Linked DNA regions of Mus musculus: all the other regions are linked to region 1. Evidence: chromatin loops called from intact Hi-C (ENCODE). Cell type or tissue: left cerebral cortex. All regions are shown on one strand.

The links. Hi-C counts contacts between places; a loop is a spot of excess contacts. Peaks named below come from ENCODE experiments on the same cell type or tissue, not always from the same donor. Only the 100,000 strongest peaks of a DNase experiment are listed, where the experiment ranks them.
Region 2: it touches region 1 in a loop (3.0-fold over the local background); 14 of 42 quality-filtered maps call a loop at or near these places.
Region 3: a loop joins it to region 1, with 2.2 times the contacts of the local background. A loop is called at or near these places in 5 of 42 quality-filtered maps.

The regions. Positions count from the first base shown.
Region 1 is chr8:12,386,831-12,394,830 of GRCm38, forward strand. The region is part of intron 1 of Sox1ot (Sox1 overlapping transcript); the gene reads left to right. Among named protein-coding and RNA genes, the nearest start is that of Sox1, 4.7 kb to the right of the region's middle. In left cerebral cortex, a CTCF peak has its summit at 4,934 (motif pointing right); DNase peaks (open chromatin) are centred at 570, 2,477, 3,148, 3,500 and 2 more places; H3K4me3 peaks cover 381 bases; H3K27ac peaks cover 1,083 bases.
Region 2 is chr8:12,561,029-12,569,028 of GRCm38, forward strand. No RefSeq gene overlaps it. Among named protein-coding and RNA genes, the nearest start is that of Spaca7, 8.0 kb to the right of the region's middle. In left cerebral cortex, CTCF peaks have their summits at 577 (motif pointing left) and 3,492; DNase peaks (open chromatin) are centred at 557 and 3,474.
Region 3 is chr8:12,673,201-12,681,200 of GRCm38, forward strand. 4931415C17Rik (RIKEN cDNA 4931415C17 gene) reads left to right here. Exons shown (of 2, transcript NR_166502.1): 2 at 4,374-6,025. Among named protein-coding and RNA genes, the nearest start is that of 4931415C17Rik, 4.8 kb to the left of the region's middle. In left cerebral cortex, a CTCF peak has its summit at 4,565 (motif pointing left); a DNase peak (open chromatin) is centred at 4,548; H3K27ac peaks cover 107 bases.

The DNA.
Region 1 (8,000 bases):
TCCCTCGTCAAACGCACCATTAGGGTTTGGTTTGGGTTTTTGTTGTTGTTGTTGTTGTTTTTGTTTTTTGTTTTTAGTTAAACTTGTGCACACTCAGAAGTCTCTAGGACACCGCTGACCACCCTCATCTGCACCCTCTTTTACCCAGTTCCAGTAGCAGGCAGACGGAAGTAGTCAGCGTCTTTCAGAGGTGAAATGGATTTTCGGCACGGGCTAGAGTCGATGAGCGAGCAAGGCGGACAGACACATCATCGACCTAGGCAGGGACCAGACAGGCCGCCTCCACTGGCAGGAAACAGGTGTTTGAAGGCGATAGAGGCCTCCAGTCAATTAACCCATTAAAGGCCCGCTTTCTGCCATTGATTTCCTGCAGTGCGAAGCCCCCCCCCCCGCCCCGCCCCGCGTTCTGGATGCCCCTTTGTGGAAAGCTGGGCTTGGAAGGTAGCTGCTTTCATTGCACCCTGATAGGTTCAGAGGAGGTTTTTCCCTCCCGCTGGAGAGAAGAGTCCTACTTGGTCCTCAGTAGTTTTATCTCCTGCAGCTTGGCGGGTGGGTGTCGCTGCTAGGAAACACCCTCACTGGCCACAGGCCCAGTAGAGCTGGGGTGTGAACACTGACTGTGGTCAAATTCAGCATCCTCAGGAAAGAGGAAAGAGAGTTGTCCCCCTCCTGCACTCCGTCAGGTTTCCTCACCTAGGAGTTTTAGGACAGAGCAAGGCAGACCTTGTAGCACTACCTGAACAAGGACTCCCACGGGAGATGTTTGGGCGCTCAGTGAAGTTGAACAGAAAGCCACCAGGTGGCTTCCTACTGGGCCCTACTAAAGCGATTGAGCCTGGGAGTTAAAGACTGAGGAAGAGGCTGGAAAGGGTGACTGGGGTGGAGGGAAGTGGTCCCTCAGGAGAAACCTCCCACAGATGTTCTGCCTCCGAGGTTTGTAGTCTCACCCGCTGCTCCCAGCAATGAGCCCAACACTGCAGGACGGAGGGAGGGAGGGAGGGAGGGAGGGAGAGAGAGAGAGAGAGAGAGAGAGAGAGAGAGAGAGAGAGAGAGAGAGAGAGAGAGAATACTCCATGTGGCCGACCTGAATCCAGAGGGAGATGGGATGAGCTGTGTCCAGTCTGTCTTCCAGAAAAAGATATGCCTGAGCATTCAGTTAGACACGCAATTTTAGATATCTTGAAGACTGAACAGATAGGGTTCAAACACCCCTCTCCTGCTGCCTGCTAGGGTTCTTTGTCCTTCTGAAATCCAGGGTCAATGTCTGACCCAGAAGTAGCCCGTCCCTGAGGGAGAGATGAGGCATTTCTGGGGGACAGTAAGGGGTGCTGATCTGAGCCCTTAGCCAATTTTATAGAAAAATAACCTCTTTTTCCCTTCACTCCTAAGTTAGTACTCAAAGGCTACCGGAAACCCTACACATCTTATGTATCTATCCATCTATCTTTATCTTTATCTCTACTTCTCTGTCTCTCTCCATCTATGTGTCTCTCTCTGTATGTGCCTTTCTCTGTGTGTCCCTCTTGTCTTCTTTCTGCTCCTCACCTCTCCTCTCCACCCCTTTTCCTGGAGCTCCTTCCCAAAATGTCCTGAAGGGCGTCTGAGCCCTGGAAGGTGGCTGTGATCCTTCTCAACCCTCCTGTCCACAGTGTGCTGCTCCCAAAGGCTCCTGTGCACAAGCAGTTGTCAACAGGCCTCTCTCCCCAGGGAAATCTGATTTCTGCTGCTGGACCAGCTGCTTTGTATGTTTGCAAGGGGAAGATGAATGGCGTTCAGATGGGGCCAAAGGGTCCTCCATTAGCCCCCTCATAGAGCAGTAAAGCCCTTCCCACAGCCTGGAGATATTCTCGGACCTACTTTTCCCGTTAGCTACTTTCTGAAGTAAAGCAAGGCACATGACTGAAAGGGCTTGAAATTGTGTCAGAGTGATGTTTTAATCTCATTGAAAAGTGTATTAAAGGACAAGATGTGATTTATGTGAGCTGTTCCGATGAAAGGCGAGATTGGAGTGGATGGGTTTTCACTGGCGTGAACCTCCTGCCATGTTTATATTGCAGCCCGTGTAGCTAATCTAATTTGCAATAACTGGGATGGCCTGTAAGGGGAAAAAAGCATCTCTAGTTTCACTTTATTCCTCTTCATATAGAAATTCCTCATGACTTGTCTCCTCTTGTGAGCGGTGCCTTTTCTATTTGGGGGCTAAATGAGCGAGAATGTGAGAGAGGGCAGTCATACTCCAAATGTATGCTTCATGCACACATCCCTGGTCATGGACACCTTTGGGCCTGTTGAGCCTCGCTGTAGAGCTGAAACATTGTTTCAGGCAGAGTGAAAAGGTTAGCATCACCACCCCTATGTCTCAGCTCACCTTGCCTTCCACTCTCCAGGCAGAGCAGAATGCAGGCTTGGCTGCTTAGCCCAGAGTCTTGCTGTTAAAGGTTTCCTTGGGAATGTCCCTTAATCGGGCACTTTCTGTTCTCCCTGGTTTACCCTCTGCAAATTTTGATTTGAGCAGGCCGTGAAGCTCAACTGTTCAGAAAAGTTTGATCTTGTGCACAGGCTTTGCCTGGTCGTAGGGAAAAGCAAGCCCAACAGCACTCCCCTGGGAGGAGAGCTTTGAATCCTTATGATCACATCGAACTTAACCAGCATTCTTTATCAGGAAGACACAACATGCATTGGAAAATTACAACTTTTGCACAATGTAAAAAAAAAAGGTGTATTCAAACTGTTAATTACGGGGGGTTGAGTAAATGAAACTTTCACAGTGACCCATTTAATTTTGCAGTAATTGCTGACAAAATAAGACACGGATGAATCACAATACAGTATATTTATCTTGAAGGAGAATATTGTGCTGATGTAGTTAAACCAAAGAGTAAGAGAAAAATTAAGAACGGCGGCAGAAAATTTTAAAGTACATAAAAATCTCGCCCTGAAAACATCTGGGTTAAAACCGCAGAAAGTGCAGCTTCCGCCCGTGGCTTTTCTGAAAAGCGCAACCAAATTACAGAGACTATGTCTCTTCTCAGAACCCCAGGCTCACCGTGAGCCCTCTCCTCCGGCAGGGTCAGATTCTGACTCCCAGGCTTGAGCACAAATTTTGAGTGTACTAGAAATCTAGAGGCAAAAAAGAATGTAGGAAAGGCATTTCCAACCCAGGCAGAATGCGGCATCTGTCAGATGCCGGGTAGAGCCCCGATGGCAAGCTGACCCTGAAATAGCATCTCTAGCCCAGGCCCTACTTGGCAGAGAGAAAGGGAAGCAAGAGGAGGGGGGGGTCACAATTTGCTTCGCAGGCAAGTGCAAACGGATTTTTTTTTTTTTTTTTTTTTTTGCTTCCCCTTCTTTTGCAGGAAGGGAAGCGGGCCCACACCCTCTAATTGTTAACCTTCTCCTTTAGCCCAAGGCCAAGTACCCGCTCAGCCAAGAGTTGGAAAGGGGAAAAGACATTGGGCACAAGCCTGGGCACCCACTAGAGCTGCCCTTTTTCGATCGGCAAGGACACATGGGTGCGGACAGCCTCCGGTGCCACCAGCGCCCGGCGCACCCAGGGTACCTGCGGAGGGTAGAGTTGCTTCTGTCGAGTGTGAGTGCCAGGGGCGCTGTGGACACCCAGCCGGCACTCGCGATGGGTGGGAACCCAGGCAGCACTTGTCTTTTCAAAGGCCACTGGATGGAAAGCCTTAGCGGCTGCTTGGGTGCTCAGCCCTCCTTGCAGGCATGGGTTGGGACCCAGTAGAGAGATTCGGAATCGGGTGCCCAGGTGTACTCGCAAAGTGGGTCTGCTGAAATTCTTGTCAGAAAATTTCACGCGACGAAGCGGGCGCGCTCGGTTCCAAACCCGCGAGGCCTGGCACCCGGCGGCGGTCCAGCCTCGCTGGCATCTCAGTCGCCTCTTCCCTAGTACCCGCAGCTCCGGGGGAGAGAGGGCTCGATGCCCCCTTGGGTTCCAGGCTTTCCTCCTCTCTTTCATTCATAAACCTGGTGGCTACAGACGCAGCTTGAATATTGACGTCTCTCCCCCGACTGCTCCGCCGTTAACCCAATTACAGAATTCATCAAGAACTGTGTTGAATTATCTCTTTCCATACAGTATCAGCATTAGCCTAATTAAAAGCTATAATGTCTGATATAATGATTAAATCGTTAGCTCTGCTGTAGGGAAGCAATATTTTGTTTTCCCTTCAATTAGAAGCTGATTGAGGTTTTCAGAGCAGGTCAGCTGTGAAATTTGAATTATATGTGTGAGTACTGCTCACAGGGTGAGCCCCTACTCGAAGCTCCCAGAGATTCTCCGAATGCTTCCACCCAGAGAGCCGGGAGGCAGGCACGCACACATAGTGCAGCTCCGGATTGTGTGTGCCGGTCGCCACGAGAACGGCTGGAACCGGAGCCTGACAGCCTAGACTTTATTTTCCCACAGGCGCTGTTACAAGCGGCTCTCTAAACTCAAAGAGAGTTTTTGCTTTTAACCTGAGAGCGACTTAGGAGAGCTCGGTTCTGTGAGATGCTCATAAAGACACTGATCGTCCAAAGTTCCTTATTTGCTAGTGACTCTCTTCCTTCGACTTTCCCCCCTTTATCCGTTTTGTTTCTTTCCCCTTTTAAACAAACCAGCAACAACAAACTAACCACACAAATTTGAATTTGGGTCCTTTTTGGTGTTTGGGAAGATCCCTCCTCCCCAAGTTAGCCCAGGCTGGGCCCCATGAAATCGGCTGAGAGGGCTTGGAGACGACCCAGGAGAAAAGATGCCCCCTTAGAGACCCGGGTCAGAGGCGCGCGCTGAAAAGCAAACACCGAACTGCGGGCCGTCAACCCTCCAGTGACGCTGTGGTAGCAGTAGTTGGGCGAGGGGCGCCTCCCGCCCCACAGGTGAAAGCCCGTGGTGCTCAGCTCCGCGAGGACAGAGAGGGTGGTGGCGGCCAGCAGACGGCGATCGCGGCCCGCGCCGCTACAGGGTCCACACTGACAGGCCTAGGGGCTTCGGGCCCAGTGCGCAGCCCTCTACTCCCTGCAGCAGGTCCTGAGACAGGGACTCCCAGCCTCTCAGATCCACTCTGCTTCCATTCCGCCCTGAATCTGCGCCTCCTGTTGGCCGAGATGGCCTCAAAGACCTCTTCCGACGTTCTTTATCTCTCCTAAGTTTTCTCTGCTGCTTCTTCCTCCTGCTGCTAACTTTCCCCTTTCAGTCCCACAAACTGTCATTTCGGTTCGCTAAAGATCTTTCTTCAACTATTCTCTCAGCCTTGTGAGGGTACATCAGAGCCTGCAAGCCTTTGCCCCGGGGAGCTCCCAGGAGACACCTCTATGTGTCCTCTGTCCTCCAAGTGTCTCCACCAGCCTTGAGAGAATCATGTTCTGAGCATGGCGAGGAGGAGATTGTCATCAGGGCAGATAATCTGAACCCCATATGAAATAATTTCTAGTCTTGCATGGTCCCCAACGTACCCAACTTGTTTGGAGCCTGAGAGACTAATGCTGAGCTTAAAAACCCATATATAGATGTATCAGAGCCAGCCTTCAAAAAGAAGGACAAGGGCTTCTGTCCACAGGGGCCCTCTCGGTCTCATGAGCACAAAGGTGTGTGTAAAGGAGCCAAAGTATTGGTTTTTCTATGTCAGGGGTTCGAGTTGAAAGTGTTTAAAACCCAGGACTTGGTTTATTTCAAAGTCAAGACTATTGTGCAAGAGTGTAGGCACATAATTTCATATATACAAGCCTTCATAATTTATCTATGAGCACTGACATATACAAGCACCCATGCCTGCACACAGAATAATTCCCACTAGCAATGAGCTGACTTGAATTTTTGAAGGATTATAACCATAGGTTGAATAAAAACTTAGCCACTTTGTAAAGTCGCTCTTTGGCATTCTGAGCAGTGGCACCATGAGATTTTTGAGTTGCTGAGAGAACAAAGATTGGTCAGTCAACAGTGAAACTAATCCCTTGCCTTGGGTTCTGGACTTTTCTTAGTTTTACTTGGACACAGTGCAGTTTTCAAATCCTAAAGAATATAGTTTTTAGGAAGGCAGCCCCACCCAGCCGTTGGGGAGATGGGAAGCAGACAGAAGTGTTTATCAAACTGGTTGTAGACTGTTCTTTTTGTGTCTGTGAAGCCATTGGGGAAGTGACTATAGATAGGGAAACAGAAGGAGACTTCCAGAAGCTGTCACTGACAGGACCCTCTGCTCATACCAGGATGGAAGGCACAAGGAGGTCTGGCACACCATGCCCACCACTGCTTAGTTGGCACAGACTGCAACCACCAATCTTCTCTGTCACTTGGCAACAGGTTACACCTGCATCTCTGATTTCATACTTCTGCAGGTGGGCACCCATAGGTTTTGCACCAGCTTGGACTTGCTTCTGCAGAATAGTTCCCAGAATGCCAAACACCAACATGGCAGTATGCATTGTGATGCCGTTTACCTCCTATTTAGATGTCCTAGAAAACAAGAGTAACATCCTATTTGGAAACAATGTTCAGCCCTATGGTAGGAAGAAATGAGACTGTTTCAAAGTCATCTATCCAAGTTTCCTAAGGCATAAAGCATTCCTGCAAAGCTCACTGGAGTGCAGGGTGTTTATAAAATAAATTGCCCCATTGATATGGAAAATAATGTGCCAGGCTTGATTTACACAAAGCATTTTCAGGGGGTCTTTGGCTATTTAGTTTAAAATCTAAATTGAAAAGCACAAGAAAGAAATCTTTCAATTGCTAAGTGGATAATATAGTTTATAATTTGTAAACCGTTTCCTTTATTTCAGTCTTGCTGACTTGCCCTAACACAGCGGATCTCCCAGCACACCCATCACCTCCTAAGTTATCCAAGGAAAATGGTTCTACGGCATTCTTAAACAATAGTCCTATTCGTTTTTGTTCATTTACAATGTAACTGATATTTGTAGGTAGTTCGTGAAACAAATCAAAAGATTTAATAAACTTGATGGCTGAAATAAGAAGGTAGCTGAAAACTAAGTTTATGACCTAGATGTTTATAAAAATATGAAACGATGTTTCCCTTCTAGCACAATTCTATATTATTTGATGAGTTTTCTAGTAAGTGCTGAATGGCCTGAAATGAAAGCTCAATCGGGCTGAGGGCTGTACTGTGCTGTAACAACCTGAGATAAAAAAAAATAATAATAAAATAAAATAAACCACTGTAATAATCATAGCAAGGGAGCAACGGCGTCAGGAAATTCACAGCCTCAGATGTTTTTGTTAGTGGGGGGGGGGGCTGTCATATGTTCACCGTCCAACATATTGGAACACCTGTATTCTTGCTATTATCCGGGTTATCTGTCATCAGAAGAGCCTCTGGATTACACGCGAGGCGGTCTGCAGGCATCTGACCAGGCTTGCTTTACCCACCAGCAACCTCCCGAAGCACCTAGATCTTAGAAGTAGAAACTCTATCCTCTCCCCTCTGTACCCCGCCCCAGGATATCTGAAGAACTTGTAGACTCTAAAGGTCTTTCTGGAAGAAGCCTTTACAATAACTCCCCCCCCCTTTTTTTTTTTGGACATGATGGTCTGATCCCAAGTAGCCTGGGGTGGGGTTGGAAATCTCTTATACATCCCGGAATCATATTTGTTCTGAGATTCATGGATTACGGCCATTTGTGTATGTCTTGATCATCCCCAGAACTGCCCTTTCTTTTTCACAACATACGAAGAAACAAAAACAACAACATACAAAAAGGCGGCCCTGTCACTGGACCTTCCAATTCCGTTTCAGCGCCCGCACCCCACCCCCACCCTCGCAAACCCGAGTTCACACGATTTTCAAAATCCTTTGGCAAACAGCTTCTGGGAGAATCGCTTCAGAAAAGCATAGGCTAGGTAGGTATTCTTTTGCTGTTTCCACAAACTTCTTTTTACTGTCGGAGTAACAAGATTCCAGCTAGATCTTGGTTTTGACCTTCGCAGAAATTCAAGAGGATATAGAGTAAATTGGCACCTGACTATAACACTCCGCTCCATTAAA
Region 2 (8,000 bases), 170 kb after region 1:
TGTATCGCCACCTCACCTCCAGCCCAGACGACATTCCCTGGGTCACTTGGCAGAACTATGAAGCAGCAAGTGACACTACAGTCATGAACCCTTCCTTACCTCATATTCTTTGAGAGTCTTGTTTCTGGACATCCCCACCATCTAGGGGGTGGACTCACAGTTTTGCCAGACAAGAGAGGTGCCATGGGAAGAGGTCTACATGAAGGTGTAGACCAGAGGTTCTCAACCCGTGTGCCACGGCCCCCTTGGGAGTCACATATCAGATATTTACATTACAACTTATAACAGTAGCAAAATTATGATTATAAAGTAGCAAGGAAAATAATTTTATGTTTGGGGGTCACCACAACATGAGGAATTGTATTGAAGAGTTGTAGCGTTAGGAAGGTTGGGAACCACTGTAGACAATATGAAGAGGGACAGAGAGTGACTACATCAGATCCCCCACTGTTAGGGTGCTGCTGAAGGTAACCAGCATGGAGCCTGGCAGCTATCTATGTTCCCAGAGACTTTGGCTGCAGCTACCAGGCTTTAATCTATTGCCTGAGCAGGGCGCCCTCTGCCGTTCACAGGTAGATGTGGGGTGGGACGCTGAGTGACTTGACATCTGGCCACAGGTCAGCTGTAGGCAAGGTGTCCTCGGAGGCTTCACATTCTTCAGGCCAGCCTTGCACTGGGTGGTGGGGGAAAGGTCACTGAACAGATTTGAGTAGAAGGGAAAGGCCAAGCAGCCAACACCTAATCCTGTGAGGTTCCTGTTAGGGGCAGCTCCCAGCCCTTTCCCTGCTGACGTGTTCTGTGCTCACTGCTCTCCCCTTGGTGTTTGTCCTCAGTGTTTGGTCACGTGGGAACGCGGGAAGGAATTCCTGCTCGACATTCTGAAAACTGTAAGTTCAAGATCAAGGTGTTAGCAGATCCTATGCTCGTCAAGATGGTGTCCTAATCTAGTGGAAGGGCACAGGGCTCTCCAGGGTCACTTTACAGGGGCACTAACCTTATACATGGAGCTCTATCCCAAAGTGCTCATCTGAAACGAATCGCTTTCTGGAGGCCTGACCTCCACTCCCCTGCCGTTGTGAGGATATGAACAGCTCCTCTTCCAGAGCCTCTGCTCTGTTCTTTCTCCATCAGGTTGGACTCCTTCTGCTCCCTTCGTTCTCCATCTCTGGCTGGCTGGCTGGAGACAGTGTGCATAGCAGACCAGAGGGAAAGCATTGCTGGGGACCAGAGGAATAATCCCCAGACCGGGGGCATAGTGTCCAGTTTTTTCAAAGCGAGCACAGCAGTAGACAACTGCTGGACAGCACTCAAGCATGCTTCTGGCGCAAAGGTTCTCAACCTGTGGGTCGTGACCCCTTTAGGGGTCAAATAACTTTTTCATGGGAAAAATCCTGATATGATCCTGCATATCAGATATTTCCATTATAATTCATAAGAGCAGCAGCAAAATTACAAACTACATTATGATTCATAACAGCAACGAAGTTACCATTATGAAGTAGCAATGCAATAATTTTATGGTTGAGGGTCACCATGAGGAATTGTATTAAAAGGGATCACAGCTTTAGGAAGGTTGAGAACCACCAGTTTAGAGGTACTGGGCACCCAGAATAGTGCATCATCATTGTGTGGAATTCACATGGCAGAGAAAAAAACATCTAAAAAGAGCTCAGACAAAACTGTGATGGAATTTCTGTTCACAGAAAAAAAAATTGAAAACTTTCAAATTAAAAGAAGAGCCTTTAAGCCCGTTTGCATTTCAGTGAGTTTATGTCCTTACGTAATTTCTTTCCCTAGGGATAGGATCTTATGACAGAACCACACTGGCCATCAGCGGAGGACTCACACTTCAGGGCTCTTGCCTGTGTTCCACCCGGTTCTAACTCGAAGAATGACGGCACTTGGAAGACCTAAATTAAATTTTTAAATTGCATGCTATTACTCTAGATAAAGGTAGGTGAGGGCATGCAAGCAGAGCTGCCTGGGCCTTTCCACTGTTAGATGAGGACAGCGCACAAGCCCCCATGACCTTGGGTTCCCTGGGGCTTCAGCATCCCAGGTCATGCCCTGCTGTGCCCAGGAGCTAAGAGCGGAGCATGCGCCCCAGGCTCTATGCCCAGGCGCTAAGAGCGGAGCATGCGCCCCAGGCTCTATGCCCAGGCGCTAAGAGCGGAGCATGCGCCCCAGGCTCTATGCCCAGGAGCTAAGAGCGGAGCATGCGCCCCAGGCTCTATGCCCAGGCGCTAAGAGCAGAGCATGAAAAGCCTTGACTCTTGGCCTTGGTCTGTATCCTGCTAAGCTTTGCGCACCAGTGAGATCCTGAAATGAAATTAGCCTGGTATTCTTCATCCCAGGGGGAGTCATACAGCTCTACTGCTCTTGTCCTAATGGCTTCCTCACTGCAAAGTCATCTCCGAGATGAAGAATTAAATCTACTAGTGTAAATCAATGGGAAGGAAATCAGAACCAAAAGGCTGGGTTGTTTTTACAAATCACCCAGTGCAAGGCAGGTTTTCACGGAGTCCCTCGCTCAGCTGGAGACACTGAGCTCCACACGGTGTGGTCAGGCACGCCAATGGATAAAGGAGCCTTCGAGAGCAGAGCTTAGGGGCAAGGTTTATTACAATGTAATTACAGTTTAGTCGGCTCCCCTCCCAGAGTGACTAGATAGCAGAACGAGGAAACAGCCCCACTGAGTGCTCAATTTCAAATGGAGATGCCAGAGTAGTGCCTGTCCCCAGGGCCCCTTGCCACATACTTTTGTGCATGTGGGATTTAAATACCCAGAGCCTTTAGCCCCACAGAGACAGTGAGGCAGCCAAAAGGCAACTGTGGAGGCTTTGAGTTGGGTGCCATAATGTTAGGAGCTAGCCCATATCTGTGAACCAAGCTCAGTAAACCTGTGGCGGTCTGAGGGTCTTGGGTTACCCTCGACTTTCTCGCGACTTCAGACCTGCCCATCCTCCACAAACCCCCTTCCATGCAAAGCCATTTCCTGAGTTAAGCCATCCTTTGGTATCAAGGCTGGTCCATTATGAATTGCTACCTTCCCCCAAAGCATGTAATTTCTCCCTGTTTTTGTGTGTGTTTGTGTGTATGCGTGTATGTGTTTAAATGTGTGTGGGTACGAGTGTACGAGTACATGTGTATATAGAGACCCAAAGCTAATATCAGGCATCTTCTTCAGTTGCTTTCCACTTTATTTATCGAGGTAAGATGTCTCATTGAACCCAGAGTTCACTGACTCCATCTGGTCTACCTCTGCTTATCAAGTGTCCCACCTGGCCAGGATTTACATGGGTGACAGGGATCAGAACTGTAGTCCTCATACTGACAAGACAGTCCTTTATCCACTGAGCAGTATCCCCAGAAAGCATGTGATTTCACAACTATTTCAAGCAAAAGGAGCGGTTTTGATGGTCACCTGAGCCTATGAAGAAGGTCCCCTCTGAGCCAATGCTTTCCAAGGAGCTGTGTACTGTGTCGACATCTATGGTTGGTTCTGTGAACTGCAGAATCGCTGCTGAGTTTGCACTCCAGTCAGCAGGAACCAGGGCAGCTGACCCCTACAAAGCATTCTATTCACCACGAGGTTGAATCAGTTGGCAGAGCAAACTTTCCCAAGCTTCCCTATGGGACATTTGAGGAACCAGAAACAATCTCTGACCTGTAGGGGGAAAGATTCTACCTTTTTCCTGTAACCTTGGAGTTGGGTAAATCACATGAGGAGCAGAAAAGAGCTGGGGAGGGAATATGAAAGAAATGATATGCCAGGCAAAAAAAGAAGGATATGAAATCTACATTTGTGTGTATGTGTGCCTGTGACATGCATGAGTACAGAGTACATATGTGAGTATGTACATATATGTGCAATCATGTGTGCACATGTGTATATGTATTATGAATGTATATGCACATTCGTGCCCATGCATGTGTGAATGTACATGTGTATATATGTACATGTATGCTCATGTGTGTGCATCTGCATGTGTGAATGTACATGTGTATATGTACATGTATGTTCATGTGTGCATATGCACGTGTGAGTGTACATGTGTAAGTATACATGTATGTTCATGTGTATATGTACATGTATGTTCAAGTGTGTGCATGTACATGTATATATGTGTTGTGAATACATGAGCCTGTGTATGTATGAATTCATGTGTCTCTCCAAATCTGTGTATATGACAAACAACTGGCTCTCTGTGATTTGAAATGTAAGATGTTTTGAAAACTGTTCTTTCTCTGGGGTTGGGATCTTTATGCCTTGAGAACTTCAACAACCTTGGCATCCCTCTTAAAATGACTTCAGGAAGAAAGATGCATTATGTGTAAGGTGAAGGTCTATGGGTAACATAAAACTTTAGTCCCAGTTGACATCCCTCAGTCTAAGTTCCCATCTGCTGGCGAGGCTCGGCCTGCAGGAGCACACAGCTCAGCACCCCCTTCGCCCCACGTTTCCAGCACCTTTGTTCTGAGTTTTAAAGAACCCTGACTAATTCACTTTAGCCGAAAGCTAATCCTACACTGTAAGGCTAAGTATAAAACAAGTGACGTTCTCAAAGGGGGTGACAGAAATGAGCAGGGGGGATCGCTGAGTGCTCGTTAGCTGCGTGTTGTCACGTTAACTATGGGGTGTAACACCAATTTTCTCTTCTTTGTCATTTGCCAACACTATCCCCCTCCACAGAGCAGTCTGGCAGGGAGAGGCTCTCGGCAGCTGCTCACCCTCCTCTGCCCTGTGGAGGCCCGGAACTTTGCCTCCGTGGCCATGAGCCCCAGGAAGGGTAGCCACCCCGGACCAGTCACTGCCAGATCTGCCTGTCCAGAAAACTGTTAGGTGTTGGGATAAAGAAAACCCTCTGAGGCTTCTAAGCTAACACTGTGGATTTTTTTTTTTTAATATTCTTTGGAGGGCTGGATATATGGCTCAGCCATTGAAGGCTAGGCTTCAAAATATAAAATATTCTTTGGGGGCTGGAGAGATGGCTCAGCAGCTAAGAACTGCTTGCTGCGCTTGTAGAGGACCCAGATTTCCCTCTTAGCATCTACACTGGGCAGCTCACAGCCGTGTGACCATCTGGTACTCCAGTTCCAAGAGATCTGATCCGTTTCCTGCTTCCTGGGGACCTTACTGTTTATAAACTCACCCAGGTTCACACACATACACATATATATATATTTTAATTAAAATGTGCCACAGTAAGTGTGCATGTATGTGTGTTCTTGTGCATGCAAGTGCACCTATGCATATGCATGCGTGCGCGTGCGTGTGCATGTGCGTGTGTGTGTGTGTGTGTGTGTGTGTGTGTGTGTGTGTGTTTGTATGCACATGTACATGTGTGTGTATAGGCCAGAGGTCAATATTGGATGTAGGGTCTTAGGCAACTTTCACTTTTATTGTTGTTTTGAGACAGGGTCTTCGACTAGGAGCTCGGATCACCAATCACAAGAGGCCAGCCAGCCGGCAAGTCCCCAGCATCTGCTTGCCACTAAGCTTACAAGCCTTGAGATCAATTACAGGCTCCCACTGCCACGCCCAGCTTTTTAAGAGTGGGTTCTGGTGGACAAAATTCAGGCCCCTGTGCTTGCACAGCAAGCACTTTATCAGCTGAGATATCTCCACAGCTTTCCAGTTTTAATCCTTAGTCACTATTAGACCCAATAACTGGAGGCCTGGCACTCTGCGTAGATGCTGTGTCCCACAGAGGACATCTGAGGGGCGAGCATGCTATGTCCTGCTCCCCACAGCTGTAGGGCTGGGAGGAGTGCTGAAGCTCTGTCAGCCGAAGCTCTGAGTGAGCGCGTTACCATCAGCTGCTTGAACTCTGCTTGTCCTCCTCATCAGCGAGGTTCTGAAAACACACACACACACACACACACACACACACACCAAAACAAACGAAACTCAAAACTAGGGACTGGGGAGATGGCTCAGTCAGCTAAGCACTTGCAGCAAAAGCAAGCAGCCCGGAGTTCAGTTCCCTCCCCTCCCAACCCCCCACCACTCCAAACCCCCATCCCACCCCCAACCCCCACCCCAGCCCCACAGTAAAAGGCAGCCCACCCCCAGGCAATCCTCTATGGTCTCCACATGGAGAAGCAGGGATAGGAGGTTCCGGGGGGGGGGGGGGTCTCTGGTCTGTCTGGACAAAGCACTGAGGCTCAGGTTTAGTAAGAGACCCTGTCTCATCAAAAGAAAGTAGAGTCATGGAGAACACTTGGTGTCAGTTTCTGGCTTTCACATATGTGTGCACACATACACACACATGCACATATATAAATACATATAAGAAAACTAAATTTAAACTCTGCTAATGGAACCCTTCTCTTCAGTAATGTTTTACCAATAATCAGTTGTCTGAATAAAGATTTGTGTGTGTGTGCAAATGTTTCTTATGTGTTTGTGTACATATATATGTGTGTGCACGTGTATGCACAACCTCAGGTGGTTGTATCATTCCTCAAGACCTGTCCACCTTTTGTTGTTGTTGTCGAGTCAGCAGGGCCAGGATGGCTGGCCAGTGAACCCCAGGGATCCGCCTGTCTCTACCTCCTTCCTAGTGCTGAGACTGTAAGCATGAGCCAACACATGGAGGGTTTGGTTGGATGTTTTTAAGATGGGTTCTAAGAATGGATCTCAGATCTTCATGCAAAGCAAGCACTTTACCAAAGGAGCCAAGTTCCCAACCCCTAAGTGAGTACCTCTCACAGGTTTCCATCCACTCTGACCTCCCTCCCTCCCTCCCTCCCTCCCTCCCTCCCTCCCTCCCTCCCTCCCTCCCTTCCAGCTTTCCACTGCTCACTAAATTCTCTCCACAGTGTCTTCCCTTTCAGCAGAACCACCCTTGCTCAGCCACTCCATTGTGCGCTGCACACCCATGAGCCGTGCCCTGTGTTTTAGTGAAGGAAAGGCTGTGATGATAGGCTATGTGGCCTCAGGACCCACAGCTTGAAGAAGAACACTCGAATGTCCACAGAGCAATGGCAGCAGCTGCCGCAGCTCAGCCCCAGGATGTGCCCAGGTAGTGACCACACTTGATTTTGCTAAAGTTCTTTCTTACAGCATAATTGTATTTCTTATTTTGAATCTTTAAAAAGCCAACAACTGACAGCACTGGATAGCACAGGCCTGACCACCATGAGCATTCCCTGCTAGCTGCTGGGCTCGGTCTGAAGCAGCTCCCACACTGGTGGCCCTGGGTGTCTGCCACAGTGCACATTGGGTGGTGTTGAACTGGGGGAGAAACTGACCACTAATCTAATGTCCAGAGAGACCAGGGAGAGCTCAGAGTCTGCCAGAAGCATCCACCATGAATGAGTGAGCAAATGAATGGCTACAGAAGGGCTTTCCTCGCTTAGCAAACCACTCCCTGTTGCTTCCCCAGAAAAGCCCCTGGTGTTCCCATCACCAAGTACAGGAGTCCTTGGAACAGAGAGCTAACATGGTTGACTGAGGTCACACCCTTACTACAGAGGCCACGGGTTACTTAGCAGTTCTGAGTGGACTCCCCTATGCCTTCCTGGAGGGAATGGCTATTGGTTACAACACCACAGTGACCCTGCGAGATGGAACTGGTCCCTTCTTCCTGCCGCAGCATCTTTGTGATGGCCCCACATCTCTAGGACTCTTCTGCAAGGCTCCAGAACTCTCCCTCTGACACCATGCATCATCCAGGGAGCTCTATTTAAAGCTCTCTAAAGACAAAAGTGAAGAAGACAATTATACAGATTGCAGGGACCAGGGGAAGGAGCTCCAGAGAAAGAGAAACTCAGAGCCAGTAACAATGTAACACAAACAGCTCCGCAAATAACAGAGCAATTTCCAGCTAATAGGACGGAACACCTGAATCCATTCACATGCCTGATTAGACACCAACAACGCACACCCATAGAGGAAGATTATAAGTTGTAATATGTCTTCCCAGAAGCAGCGTCTTAACCACTGTTTGTATACTTCTCCAATTACATTCCTTTAATTCTTTCATTTAGAAAAC
Region 3 (8,000 bases), 290 kb after region 1:
TTGACAGTTATTTGAGGGTGGCCAATGAGCCAGGAAAAGCCAGAGCGGTTTGCTTTTCTGTGTGGCTACTTGAAGTGAAATGTCAGCAGATAGATGAAAACACTTAGAAAGTAGCTGCTCCAGCACAGTCTTGACAACAGGAGCTGATGTCACCAAGTCAGGTGACTCGAGTTCCCCAGAACCCACAGAGCAGGAGAAAAGCAACTACCTCAGTTGGTCCACTCACCTCCACCATACAAAATGAAGTCAGTCAAGTTAGGACATTGTAAATCAACTAAGCCAGTGACCAAAAAATGCTAAAAAAAAAAAAAAAAAAAAAAAAAAAAAAAAAACAGGCTTGATGACACAATGCCTTTAATCCTAGCACTTGGAAGAGGCAAGTGGTCTCCAAGGAAAGTCTGATCTATATATTGAGTTCATAGACAGCCAGAGCTATAAAACAGAGAAACCCTGCCTCAAAAATAATCACACTCACACATACGTATGTGCATACATACATACATACATACATACATAAATGGGTTAGGAAGATGGGTTAGTGGTTAAGAGCACTAGCTGCTCTTCCAGAGGACCTGGGTTCAGGTCCCTGTACCCACATGGTGGCTCACCACCATCTTACCATCTTGTAACTCTAGGTTTTTTTGTTGTTGTTTTGTTTTTTGGGTTTTTTGAGACAGGGTTTCTCTGTATAGCCCTGGCTGTCCTGGAACTCACTCTGTAGACCAGGCTGGCCTCGAACTCAGAAATCTGCCTGCCTCTGCCTCCCGAGTGCTGGGATTAAAGGCATGTGCCACCACACCTGGCTGTAACTCTAGTTTTATCTGTTGCCTTCTAACTACCTCAGGCCCCAGGCACACACACGGTGCACTTACATACATGCAGGCAAAACACACATAAAATAAGTGATTAGATCTTTATATATGTGTTGTGAATATATAGAAAGCACTAGCAGCCCTCTTGGCTGGCTGTTTCAGCCCATCTCAAAACCCAGTCAGTTGAGTGGGTCAGTGTTTCCCAGCAGTCAGATTTGGCCCACAGTAAGCAGACTGAATAAGGGACATGTGGTTCAAAGCTATTCCAGAGAAGAAAGACTTGTTGGGAGACTACAAATGTTTCCGTCCACAGTCAGGAGGACTTTCCCAGAATACTCTGTGCTATCGGCACCCTCTTGTTGGTTGGCATGGCTGGGTTCAGCCTCACTGTGGGAGCATCTCTGGATGTTGTGAACCCTTAAATTAGTCAGCTTTCCACTGCTCTGATAAAATACATGAAAGAAATAATTTTAAAAGAGGAGAGATTTGTTTTGACTCATGGTTTCAGCCCAAGGTTGCTCAGCCCAGTTGTTCTGAGTCTGGAACGCAGTACGTGATAGGAGAGAGCTGTTCCCTTCCTGATGCTCAGAAAGCAAAGTAGGAGAGAAGGAGGGGGGCACACCAACAGTGACTGACTTCTTCTACCAGGCTCCACACCCTAACCCCACTAAGCTATTGAACCCCATTGGTGAGTATCTTATTTTCTTCATTGCTATGATGAAATGCCCTGACTGTACCAATGTATGGGGGAAAGAGTTATGTATTTATGTATTTATTTATTTAGACTCAGTTCGATGGTACAGTCCATTGTGATCAGAGGTCCTTGTGGCAGGAACTTGAAGCACCTGGTCACATCAACAGGAAGCAAAAATGTGAATGTCTATGCTCAGTTAGCTTTCTCCTTGATTGCACTGTAGGACTCAAGCCGAGAGAATGGTACCATCCGCTTTGGGGGTGACTCTTCCCACTTTAGCTATCCCAATAAAATACATGATGTATCACAGGCATGCCCAGAGGCTTGTCTCCCAGGTGACTGTCAATCCTGTCAAGATGACAATCAATGTTAATTAACTTCACATCCATTTACTGAATCCTAGCCTTTACACCTGATTCTAAACATTGCTGCATTGGACACCAGGCCTTCAACAAGCGACCTCTGGCAGGACATTTAAGATCTGAACCATGACAGAGGTCTTTGAATAACTAACTTAGAGTCAAGCTTCATTCATCCCACTGAAAACCTGAATAAAAAGAGCACAAAAGGGGGCTGGAGATATGGCTCAGTGGTTAAGAGCACTGACTGCTCTTCCAGAGGTCCTGAGTTCAAATCCCAGCAACCACATGGTGGCTCACAACCATCTGTAATGAGATCTTATGCCCTCTTCTGCTGTGTCTGAAGATAGCTACAGTGTACTTACATATAATAATAAATAAATAAATCTTTTTTTAAAAAAAAAAGAGCAAAAAAGGCTGACCTAAGCAAGATGGCTTTTACAGAGACCATCTACTCAGCAGACTCAGCCCTGTTAGTCCCACATGGTAGAGACAGTACCTTAAAGTCTCATGCACCCCATAAAATGCTGACTGGCAAGAAAACTAGGACCTCAGCAGGACACTAGACTCAAGGGAGACATAAGACTCATTTGACTGTGTTCCTAGCCCACTCAAGGGTCTGTCAATGCAGAATGAAGTCCCTCCAGGCTCTGCCTCAGTCAAGACATGTAAGTTCACATAAGCTGAGCAGACATAGGGAAGACCCGAGAAGCCAGGTATAAAAGTCAGGTGAGAGTATAAGATGAGTGGAAAGAGTAGTCACCCAACACAAGGCAGTTTTCTGGACACAGTTTGAGTCCAGAAAAAAATAAGTGCAAACTTGCAAACATATGGAGAAATAATAGCAGGGGCAGTAGGGGTGGGGGGCTCAGGCCAAAGGCACAGAAATGGGCACTGAGGGCAGAACCATGGGAGAAAGGTACACTTCAGGTAAGCATACCGGTCCTCACATACACAAAGGGCCAACGAGGCAGTGAACACAAGAGCGCAGTGAGGACCCATGGGAGCCTGGCAGGCCGGGTTTGAACCCATGGACTGATGGAGGGAGAGAACCGGCCACATAAAGTTGTCAAGTTGTCGTCTGACCTCCACACACGCCTTGTTGCATGCACACATCTGTACTCTGAGTTCTGACTGGTCAACATAAAAAAAATCAGTGATTTTGAGAAAAGTGGCAGACCTCACCTCGTGCCTCCAGAGATGAACATCTGCAGAGATCATCCAGTACTCTGCATGAGAGATTTCTCTGTCTCTCCCTCCCCCTGCCATCTGCTTATTTAGTCAATAGCTTGTGGGTGTTAGTGTAATAGCTATTTTCTCAAACTATAACTGAACACCCAGGAAGCTTCAGGAAGAATGTATTCCAGCCAGCAGTTTGAGAGTACAGTCCACTACCATGTCAGGGAAAGAGTCAGGGCTGCAGCCAGAGCACAAGGCCATCTGCTCACATTTCAGTCCACCAGGAAACAGGACATGAAGTAGGGCCAACGCACCCAGAGTCCTGTTCTTTCCAGTGAGGCCTCATGTCCCGGTGTTTCCATAGTCTTCCAAGGTAGTACTACCAGCAGCCAGTGTGGAAGCCAGGACTACGGGGAGCAGCCCTGCACTACATGTGCCATTGGTCACTGATTCCCCTTCCCTATCAACAGCACTGGAAAGTGGAGGGAAAGTGCGCAGCTAGGCAAGCTGATTCCTGCATTGCTATAATCCTGCTGTGTGGCTGTCACAGAACTGCGTAAGCACCCTGAAACATAACTAACCGAGCTGTAGTATGGCCACCACCAGAACTGTGGCAGTAAATCTAAGACCTCCTAAACAGCTATGGGAAGTGCATTCTAACAATCTGAACCTCCACTTTTGAATGCATTGCTTCGTGAGGAAAACCTACAGGTGAGACCATTTCTCTCAGCAATATGGAAACATTGGCCTTATCACATTGGACCTGCCTGTAGGGAGTGAAGGCATTGCTGGAGTTCCTGTTACGGCAGAGCTCGGCTTCTTCAATTGGCCAGATTACCATGATCACCACAGTACAGCACAGCACAGCACACCTAATGGGGACTGCGCCACAAAAATAAAACTTAGCAACAGAGTTTAATTCTAAAGCCCGCATTGAAGTCATGATAGACTATAAGATACAGTTGCGCTTCTCATTGTAACACATTAATAAATTAGAAGATTGATTTAAAAAACAAAACAAAAACAAACCCTCACCAGGTAACCTCACGGTGACCCAGAGCTATGGGTGCTGCTCAGAGTTCAAAAAACAAAAACATGTGATCCTCCCAAAGCCCCCTGGGTGCTTCGAGTGAGTGTAAGTTCCCTGTAGCTCTTTTTCGAGCTCCTGTGTCTAGCCTTGCCATGATCAGAACTATTTTTGAAAAGATGTCCTTTACTATAGTTCCTGCAGGGAAACCCCACACTCCGGTTACAACAGGTCCCTACGGGGTGGGCGAGGTGCCAGAAAAAATCTGCCTGTGGTCCAGTCTTCTTTTGTCTCATCTCCAGGCTACACCAGAAGAGAGGGAGACTGGCCTGCGCCTTTTGGAACCTAAGGTGTTGCACCTGGGCGCACCCTACCTGAGGAGGTTCAACTATGCATCATTCTGCCTACTTCATACAGGTGGCTGAGGCTGGAGGCGGATGCTCGGAGCACTGATCCATCCATTAGCTGGCCTGTGCTGCCCTCTGCCGGCCAGTGGGGTTTAACAGCCACCCTAAGCCGAGAGAGACCTGGAATTGGAGCCAGCTGACTGCTTTGAGAGAAAACCTGTTAGGAATGGACTTTTGAGGGCGTTCCCTTTCCTGTGCAAGTGAGTTTTGGTCCTACAGAGGAAGGGTAAAGCTGGGAAAGTGGCTTGTTTTCATAAAGTCTGTGAGGCGCTTCCACTCAGGTGCCGAAAGGGAGATCAGGAGGTAGCAGTGTTCCAAGAAGCCCTCTAACCAACGATTTCCAATCTTCCCACCGGTGGCAAAACTCCCAGAGGGCACAGTTTCAAGATTCAGTTTTTCCACCTTTAAAACGGAGACGAATGTGACCTTGCAGGATTTTGAGAGGGTGAGGATTTCTGTAAAGTGCCAGTGAGGTGTGCAAGCCCTGTCCCTGTGTAAGTGTAGCTGCCAAGCCTCATCAAAGAAGGTTCTCTTTACACCTAACAGAGACCGTCCCAGAAGACAGCTCGATACAATGCAAGATCACCAGATCCCAACAGATACATCTGCATCACAGCTCCTGCATCCACGGCCGAGGGAACTTGGAGGAAGTAGGCGTGGGAAGATTGTAAGAGCCTGTATACCAAGAAGTCTGCCGTGAGCATCTCTCCTGGAAATGGCTGCATAAACTAGACCGAAGCAGTGGCATATCTGATGGACATGTTAACGTGGAAGGGAGAGGTTTTCTTGGGGTTCCACCCCTAGACAAAGACCTACAGGCCACTAGTGGCTGCTGGGAGAGAGAGTTAGCTACTCCCAGAGATGGACCCCTTTATTTGTTGCACAATGCAGAGTGGTCAGCCTTGAAACCATATACAGCAGCAAAAGGAACAGGCTTAGCAGGTTGTATTTACATATAATTGTGAATACACATACATACTAATCTATAGATGTATGTGAAAATAATTTTTAAAGAAGGGTACTTAACTTGAGCACTGGGGCTTGAGAGGGACTGGAGGACAGAGATCTGGCAGGGGCTGGAAGAAAGTGAGGGGAGCGATGTAATTCTATTGTTAAAATGTATTTTTTAAGTGCCTGTGAGGGGCTGGAGACATGGCTCAGCAGTTAAGAATGCTGAATTCTCCTGCAGATGACTAGGTTCAGTTCTGAACACTCGCATGCCAGCTCACAACCATCTATCTGTAACTCCACATCCAGGGATCTGACCCTTCTGACTTCAGTGGCTCCCAGATGCCCAAAGTACACACACATACACATACAAATAGAATCGGTATATAATTAAGAGTGCCTGCAGACACCTAGAAATGGCAGCTGTGAAGAAGGACATGTAATTTTCACTAAATGTCAGGATGAGAAATTTATCAAGATTCTGTTACAGGTTTTCAGGGTCAAAGCCTGGGTGCTGAAAGTCTAAACTTGACTGTTTATGCACAGTATGTTTGTGCTGTGCCCTGTATGTCAATTAAAGATACAAGCAATAATAAAAATCAGAGAACATTTTATTGAGTGTGTCCACATGGGAAAGAGAAGAAAGGGCCCAGTGACACTCAAGTGTACTTCTGGATTCTGACAGGAGGCTTAAACAGGCAGGGGTGTTCCTGACTACACAGTCCTGGCCAAGGTGTGGTCCTGCTCCTCACTGGCCCGGCATTGTCTAAGCTCCAGTCTCTCCGGTAAGGTGCCCTGACAAGCAGGAACTCTGGGAGGTCTCCTTCTGAGAGGCAGGCTCCTCCCCTGGATGCCGCCAAGGCTTTATGCTTTCCTCTCCCCCAGAGGGATCCCTGAGGAAATGTTCTTGAGGTTCATGATTTAAACCATCAGATACTCACAGGAGTAGGCCTAAGTGTTTGTTCAGAACGTTGTCTCTCCTATCAGGATGGTTATAATTCCCTCAGGCTCATCTCATCACACCGTGTTCATTTCAAAACAAAATCTAGGGGACCTGGAGAGATGTTTCAGTGGCTAAGAGCAACTACTGCTTTCCCAGAGGACCCAAGTTAGGTGCCCTGCACCCATGTCAGGCTCACGGCTGCCGGTAACTGCAGATCCAGCACCCTCTCTGGCCTCTAAACACACTTGCACTTAATATACTCATACACCTCACACAGACAGGTAACTTAGGATACAGCAAAAAAAAGTTTAAAGAAAGGAACATCATTTATCAACACATGGATAGCTGTTACACCATTTCCTGTATTAAAAATGGATCAAAGATAACCTAAAATTTAGCCAAGAACCTGCAGGGGTGACCTGACTTTAATAGTGGGCTCAGCGAGGTCTGGCTGGGTGATCGCTCACAGTCTCAGCCAGGAAAGCTAGTCTTGTCCACAAGTCCTGGAGCTTTCAATAGTCACAAATTACAATGACATTGTCTTCGTCAGGATTTCAGTTGCTGTGATGAGACACCATGACCAGAGGAACTTGGAGACGAAAGGGTTAATTCAGCTTACGCTTCCACGTCACAGTCCATCACTGAAGGAAGTCAGGACAGGAGCTCAAATAGGGCAGGAACCAGAGCTGATGCAGTGGCCCTAGGTGGCATGCTGCTTACTGACTTGTTCCCCATGGCTGCCTTAGCCTGCTTTCTTATAGAATCCAGGACCACCAGCCAAGGGATGGCACCACCCACAGTGAGCCAGGCCCTCCCTCATCAATCACCAATTAATAAAATGCATACAGGCTTCCCTACAGTCAGAGCTTATGGAGGAGGCATTTTCTCAACTGAGGCTCCCTCCTCTCCAACGCCTCTAGCTTGTGTCAAGTTGACATAAAACTAGCCAGCACAGCTGCTATCCCATCCACGTCGACCTTGGGTCTTCCATGCTGCACTCTATGCATGGTCCCATGCATGTTCACATTGCATTTTTACTGTTTCGATTGCCAAAGGTGCTGGGGCTTGTCAGGCAAGTGTGTTTTACTTTTTGAGACACAGCCTCACTAACTCGTCTGATCTGCCCTTGAACTCTCTCTCTCTTCCTAGCTCAGTCTCCTGAGTAATCTCAACTCGGCTGATGTACGGAGTACAACCTGCCAGGGCCTGGAACCTAAATCGCCATTGTAGTTAAGGTTCCCTAGAAAAGCATGCTGAGTAGTTTGATGTCAAGTCGACACAAGCTAGAAAGAAGGGAACCCCCACTGAGAAAATGCTTCCATAAGATTCAGCTGTAGGGCGCTTTTTAAATTAGTGATTGATGTGGGGAGGACTCAGCCCATGGTGGGTGGGGCCATCTGTGGGCTGGTGGTCCTGGGTTCTAAAAGAAAGCAGGCTGAGCAAGCCATGGGAAGCAAGCCAGTAAGCAGCACCCCTTCATGGCCTCTGCATCAGCTCCTGCCTCCAGGTTCCTGCCCTGTTTGAATTCCTTCCCCCACTTCCTTCAGTGATGGACTATGATGTGGAAGTGTAAGCCAAATAAACCCTTTCCTCCCCAGCTTGCGTTTGGTCACTGTGTTTCATTGAAGCAA